Regions from separate parts of the Homo sapiens genome. Here region 2 is linked to region 1. The links are chromatin contacts, found by Hi-C or POLR2A ChIA-PET in ENCODE. All regions are on one chromosome and are shown on one strand. The core of a region is the stretch at or near the end of the contact, and the rest is flanking DNA. Distances in the headings are between cores, read along the strand shown. Region 1 holds the start of STK4 (serine/threonine kinase 4). Region 2 holds the start of NCOA3 (nuclear receptor coactivator 3).

What was found. Hi-C counts contacts between places; a loop is a spot of excess contacts on that map. ChIA-PET counts read pairs that join two places held with the same protein, here RNA polymerase II (POLR2A). Pooled maps may share reads with other maps.
Region 2: a map of CD8-positive, alpha-beta T cell shows a loop between it and region 1 (15-fold over the local background). The contact joins the promoter of NCOA3 here to the promoter of STK4 in region 1. A Hi-C loop is called at or near these places in 1 of 168 maps with a recorded cell type or tissue (CD8-positive, alpha-beta T cell), 3 of 37 single-sample maps with no recorded cell type and 5 of 50 pooled maps. POLR2A ChIA-PET finds 5 or more read pairs at or near these places in 2 of 52 experiments (A549 and B cell).

Annotation. Positions count from the first base shown.
Region 1 is chr20:44,964,637-44,968,026 of GRCh38, forward strand. It overlaps STK4 (serine/threonine kinase 4), which reads left to right and starts at 1,876. Exons shown (of 11, transcript NM_006282.5): 1 at 1,876-1,967. The coding sequence starts at 1,933. It overlaps STK4-DT (STK4 divergent transcript), which reads right to left and starts at 1,822. Exons shown (of 3, transcript NR_038341.1): 1 at 1,481-1,822; 2 at 926-1,049; 3 at 1-812. RefSeq lists a silencer at 1,701-1,950 and an enhancer at 3,091-3,170.
Region 2 is chr20:47,500,276-47,503,665 of GRCh38, forward strand. NCOA3 (nuclear receptor coactivator 3) reads left to right here and starts at 1,612. Exons shown (of 23, transcript NM_181659.3): 1 at 1,612-1,744. RefSeq lists a cis regulatory region at 528-600 and a silencer at 1,852-1,971.

The DNA of each region.
Region 1 (3,390 bases), core at 626-3,125:
ACTGTATATCCAGAGCTTATAGGAAAATACCTCTCCCAGTAACCCTGCTCACCATTTCTCTCTTAAGCTATTATTATGATTAGCCACGGTTTGCTATTTAAATTTAAATTTAAATAAAAATGTGGCCTTTCAGTTATGCTAGCCACATTTAAAGTGCTCAATAGCCATATGTGGCTAATGGTTACTATTTCGGACAGCACATATTTAGAACATTCCCATCATTTCAGAAATTTTCATTGGGAACACTCTGCGGAAAAAGGGGGCCATCATAATGTGAGTCCATCTTCTGGAAAAATCCTGGGAAGGGGACAAAGGAGGTCTGTTTGGCATTGTGTAATGGTAATTTGGTATTTAATTTTCAAAAATGTTTACCCAATTCCTATTCATCAGCCAGGTGTGGTGGCTCTTGCCTGTAATCCCAGCACTCTGGGAGGCCGAGGTGGGAGGACTGCTGCAGCCCAGGAGTTTGAGACCAGCCTGGGTAATAATAGGGAGATCCTGTTTCTACAAAACACCAAAAACAAAACAACAACTTTGATGTTGTGGAGTCAGGACAGTCCTGGGTTAAAACCTTTGCTCTCCTTAGCTGTGTAAACCGTGGGTCTCAGCTTTCTTATCTGTTAACGGTAGGTACTTCTTCCTAGGGCTGTTTTGAGGATTAAGTGAAAGTCCAAGATTGTGTCTGGCACACAGTAGCTTCTCAGCAAATGTTTTCCTCCTATGTCAGGGAATGGCTCCTTTATCCCGTTTTGGGCCCATGGGTGGCCCTGAAGGGTGGGTGCTCAGGTGTTAAGTTCTGTAGATGGCATATCCTTGGGAAAAGCAAGGCAATTAAAAACAGTGAGAGGTTGCTCTGGTTAAGTTTTCTCCTATAACTTTCCCCATGGGTCAATTGGGTAGAATCTGCCATTTTCCTAATACTTACTGATGGTAGTGGCATTCGGAAGCACAATAGCTGAAGCCGGAGCTCTGAGTGGAGAGAAAGGTCTGTTTCTCAGGCCCAAAAAGAGGTTACACACCCATGGCTGTCCAGTTTGGTGGTGCAGGCCCTGAAATCAGACCAAACTGGATTTAAATCCCCAAACCTATACTCTAAGCTATGTGACCTTGGGCTAGATACTTCACCTCTCTGGCCTTATGAAGTAGGAATAATAATAATACCGTCTAGGTTGTTAGGAGTATTAAATGAGGTAAAGCACTGAAAACGTTTAGGGACTGTGTTAAATCATTAAATAAATAAAAACGGGGATGACCTTATCGGCTTGACACAGGGGATTAAATGAGATAATATATGAAGACAAGTACACGGCAAATGCTTAATTAATGTTGCTTATTTTTATGTCTGCAAACTGACTTAAAGGGGAGGCCTTTAAGAAAGACAGTGGGGCAATTTGCGCGTTGATGCATTGTAGGAGAAAATGTGCAGGGGGCCCGTTGGGACCAGAGTTCAACCAGGTAAGCGGCAGAAAACCACAAATACCTCCAGGCGTTCCTGGGGCAGCGCCGCCTCCCCAAAATCACGCAAAACTTGGTTTGCTAAGAATTGTCAGCTCTTCTAAAGGAGGCGCTTCACGCATCTCAGTCTGTGAAATGGGACCCAGGACCCAGGTAGAGGTGCGTTCTCGGCCTGGGGACCGAGTATTTTGTGCGCTCCGGTAACGCAGGAAGACAGCGCCACTGACACTCTAGAGACCAGCGGGCACCGCCTGGAGGCGCCTTCACCACTTGGCGGTTCCGGGTCCGCGCCCCACCGCGCCACAAGACTCACGCCCGAACCACGTGATCAGGGCCGTGGCTCCGCCCCGCTCCCGCGCCGCGCGCCGCTTCCGGTAGGGGCGGAAAGCGGAAGTGTGGGAGGGTCTGCGGGGCGGGCTCAGGAGGTCCGCGGGAGGATGGAGCAGTGAGCGGGTCTGGGCGGCTGCTGGCAGCGCCATGGAGACGGTACAGCTGAGGAACCCGCCGCGCCGGTGAGGGGCCACTGGCTAAGAGGACGGGCATGGGGTCAGGGGAAGAAAAGGCGGGAACTGGTTGAGGGGATACACCTGTGTGGGAGTCCCCGGAGCTAAGCGACCCAGCCGATGGGGCACCTGCTGAGTGAGGGGGGGGACGTCTGGTGGGTGAGGGTCCGGCTGAGGGGAGCATCTGCTAAGGAGGTTAGACTTGGGACCGGTTAGAGGGAGCACTCGCTGTGGTGAGACTGTGCTGAGGAACGTGGGGACAAGTTAGGGAGAGTACCTGCTGAGGCCGGGCCACTCGGGGGAACGCTATCCAAGCAGGGACTCACGGAGGTGGGGGCGAATGCTGAAGCAGGGTGAGAATCTGTGAGGGATCTCTTTAAGGGGGTGGATCGAGAACTGGCCAAGAGGAAGGCCGGGTGGACTTTCTAAGGGTCTGAAGTCCCACTTGAGGGGTGCGGTGGGGGGATCTGTGGAGGGGAAAAGCTTTGCGCCTAAGGCTGAAAGCATGCGAGGAAAGGTTGAGGGTCTAGCAAGGGAGGGGATGGTGGAGGGTAGCATTTCAGAGGATGCTGTTGGTGGTGTCCCCACTGTAGGATGGCATCTTTTATTACTGATGTTCAGTGTCTTCCTAATGGTCTTCACATCCTCCTCAGCTCTTCAGAACCTGACATTGGGAGGTAGGTAAGGAAATAAGAGGATATTTTCGAGATGGGGAGACTGAGGTCCAGAGTAGTTGGGAAGTGTTTCCTTCTTTACTCCGGGTCACTGAACCCTGCCAGTCTGTGCCCTTTTCAGGCCTCAGTTGTTTTGTGAATATCAGCACCAAATCCTAGTGGTACCTGGAATTGCTTTAGTTCAAGATCAGGATGGTGGCTGATCCTAGAAAATCTCAACTCCTGGATTTCCCTTGTGGACATCCCGGGTCTTTTGCCACTCTACCACATCTGGAGAAAAGTAGGGACTAGAGACCGAAGGAGTCATGCTTCTCTGAGGTTCAGTGTGGTTACTTCTATTTCACAGAGACGTCTGACTTCCTGCAGCAGAATGAGCTCTAAAGAAGGAAGTGTTCAGGGTGTGGAAGTGCAGGGCAACCAAGAGGTGAAGAGAAGGGATTGACTGCCTGGGCAGCACTCTTAGGGGTTGTTTGAGCTTGGGGATGTTTGAGGTGCACAAACATTGCAGAAGGCAAATAGGTGGTTGGGATGGGCTTTGGATTCACCCTAGCGTAGTGTGCTGAGACTGTAATAGTAATGATTATTACACTCATATTGCACTTACCGGGTGCCAGGCACTGTTCTAAGTGCTTTCCATGTGTCCTGCTGAAGCATATGAAATTGCTGATATTTGACCATTTTTGAACCATAAAAACCTCATTTGAACTCATTTGAACCTCACAACAATCCTGTGTGGTAGATATCCCTATATGTCTGTT
Region 2 (3,390 bases), core at 362-2,861, 2.5 Mb after region 1:
GACGGGGTTTCTCCATATTGGTCAGGCTGGTCTTGAACTCCCGACCTCAGGTGATCTGCCTGCCTTGGCCTCCCAAAGTGCTGGGATTACATTCGTGAGTCACCGCGCCCAGCCAAAATGAGATATTTTAAATAACATAAGTAAACAGAAATATATCATGATTTTAATGATAATTCATGCTCTGAAAATAAATGAAGAAAGGAATAGGAGTAGGGAAAGCTGGGATCAGAGTGGGCAGGAAGTTAAAATAGAGCAGTTAGGGAAAGCCTCACTGAATAAGTGACATTTGGACAATGACCATGGGGAGATTAGGGAATGGGTTATTTGAATTTTCTGGGAAAATACTGTTCTAGGCAGAGGAAATAGCAAGTGCACGATCTTTAAGGCCAGAGTGTGCTAAGCACGTTGGAGAGGCCGAGTCCATTGTAGCTGAGTTACAGAAGTGAGTGGAAGAGAAGAAGGTGATGAGTTTAGAGAGGGAAGGGCAGGGCAAGAGACGGGCTGTATGGGGCTTTGCAGGTTACTGCAAGAATTTTGCAGGAGGGACAGAGACTGACTTGGTTCTTACCAGGATTCCTCTGGCTGCTGTGTTGAGTATAGACTCTAAGAGGAAAGAGTGGAAGCAGGCAGAACACTGAGGAGGCTGTTGCAGTGGTCCAGGTGGGAAATGATGGTGCTGACCGTGGAGGTGGTAAGTGGTCAGATTATTCTATTTTATTTACACTCAACACATCTAATACTGACTCAATATTATCTAACATACAGTCCACATTGAAATTGCCCCCCAAATTCTTTTTACATAAAAAAATCATCCTGAATCCAATCAAGTCTCACCTATTGCTTTTGGTTTTCACCTCTTTCATGCTGTCATATTTTAAAAGACTCCAGGCTAGATGTTGTGTAGAATGTCCCACATTCTGAATTCGTTTATTTTTTCAAGTAAGCTTTTTGTGTGTATGTGGCAAGAATACGACAGAGGTAGCAATATGCTTTCCCCACTGCATCATATTAGGAGACACATAACAACAGTCCTGACCCATTATTGGTGGTGCTAAGTTCGATCACTTGGTAAGGGGGTGCCTGCCAGATCTTTCCATTGTAAAGCAAGCTGTTCTTTATTGTAAGTCATAAATACGCTGTGGGATGATACTTCGGGACTAAATATACCCTGAATATACTGCTGCCCAACAACATTTCACCCAGTGACTTTAGCAGCTAAGGAACAGCCTCGTGGCTTCCGACCTTGTGCCTCAGTTCGCTCATCTGAAAAATGAGGATGATCATGGTCCCTACCGGATGCTTGTTTTGAGGATCCGTGCTTGGCATACCAGAAACGCTCCACAAATGTTAGGTATTACTGGACGAAGGCAAATATGAAAAAAATTAAGGGCAGGGCTAGGACTGCATTCCGGTTCTCCGGATCCCGAGGGAGCTCCCAGTCGATGCTGGGCGAAAGCGGCCGCACGAGCCCACGTCGCCACGCCCTCCGCCGCGGAAGCCAGGGTGGGGGTCGCTGGAACCCTAGGCCGGCCGCGCAAGGCCCCCTGGGACCGGTAGTGCTGGGCGTGGCCTCGGGACTACATATCCCAGTGGCCCCCGTGCGGCGACTTTAGCTGCTGCTGTCTCAGCCGCTCCACAGCGACGGCAGCGGCTGCGGCTTAGTCGGTGGCGGCCGGCGGCGGCTGCGGGCTGAGCGGCGAGTTTCCGATTTAAAGCTGAGCTGCGAGGAAAATGGCGGCGGGAGGTGAGTGGAGATAAAGGAGGAGGCGGTGGCGGGCGAGGGGGTGGAGTGCGAGGCGGAGGGAAGAGGGGCGAGTTCCCCAGGCTGCGAGAGCCAGCGGCTTCAGATCTGCCAAGGCACTGAGGGGCGCGCCGGCCGGGGGACGCGCTGAGGTAGTTTCGGGGTGTCGGGGCCGCGCCGCTTCCCCTCAGCCCGGGGGGCGGCCCGCGGCGGTAGGAGCTGAGACGAAGCTGGGTGGCAGTCCGCTTGGGGATCCGAGGGGGTCCCCGCGCGGAGGGGTCACCCGAGGAGTTTGCGGGGGGACTGCAGGGGCCCACTTTCCCCTTCTGTCCCTAAAGTTTTTTCTTCCTCTTGCCTCCCCCAGCCCTTTTGAAAGCTCCCCGCGTCGTCCTCCTGCTGCCCCGGCTCCTTAGCAGCTTCTGGGACGCACGGGAGGGAAAAGCCGCGGGGACCCCCCCCACCCCAGCCTCCCAGCCGGGTGAGATTTGGTTGCTGTGTTTCCTCCTCACTTGGGCATTTAAAAAATATTTTAACACGAATTGTCCGCGGAATTTTCATGTTGGGCTCGGGTAGCTTCTTAGTTTTCTCGGTAAAAAGGCGTTTTACTACCTCTGGTGTGAAGGCTGGGAAATGGCAAGTGGGAAGTTGGTTGATAAAATTAGGAGTTTGGCTGTCTTTATTACTACTTTTTTTTTTTTTTTGCTCTCCCCATCTCTCATTTTATGAACATCGACCCAGTTCGTCATGGTTTAAATAAACTGCTTGTCTTGTACCTGCCTTAACAAAACTAGCCATGGGTCGTTGGGAGACTTAGTTGCTTCCTAGGCAGTTTGAGGGCATCTAGGGTGGAAAAGTTAACCGAGAGAGCGAGCATCTACCTCACTGGCAGGATCTGGGATTCCCAAATGGAATGACACGGAAGCTATGAGATTCTCTCGAAGTCGAAACTTTTTTCCCCCTCCCGAATGCGAAGACTTCCTTTTTGCAATATTTGAGCAGGGCTTCAAAACCAACCTGTTTTTGTTATTAAGCCTGTACGGTAAAGAAACAGGAAGGAGAGTACCAGCTGTCTTGCTGCAGTGGTTTTAAATGGAGTTGAATGAGATGCGTGAGAGTGGTAGTAGTATTGAGTAAGATTGCTGCATCTCTTTGATTTAAATGCCTGGCCTCGGATCCACCTAACTGATCCCTGGCTGCAAAAAAGCTTCAGTATTTGTTGCAGCAGGTTGTTGAGAAGGTGATTGGAGGAATAAAAATCTTAGGTCTTCAGCGAATGCTGCACAAACGAAAATGTTAATGGAAACCTGTAAGTTTGTGAATTGTTTGTTCTTGAAAATATTTTAAATGTATGCTCATTTAGAATATGGTTCTACCGAATGATATCCAATTGGAAAGGTACAAACACATTGAAAAGTGAATCTCTCTTTCACGCCAAACCCTACAGTTTCCCCTTCTCAGAGGCAAAGACTGTTACTGGTTTTTAGAATATCCTTGGTCTTTGGAATAATTATTTTAAGATTTTCATTTGAAACCACTTCTGTTGGATACCAAAAGCAGGGAAATAAAATGAACAGAAGAAACAGAAAATGTGGGAATACTGTTTTTGCTCTCTTAAAAAAAATGTTGATAGCTATTGGAAAAAGCTCTTC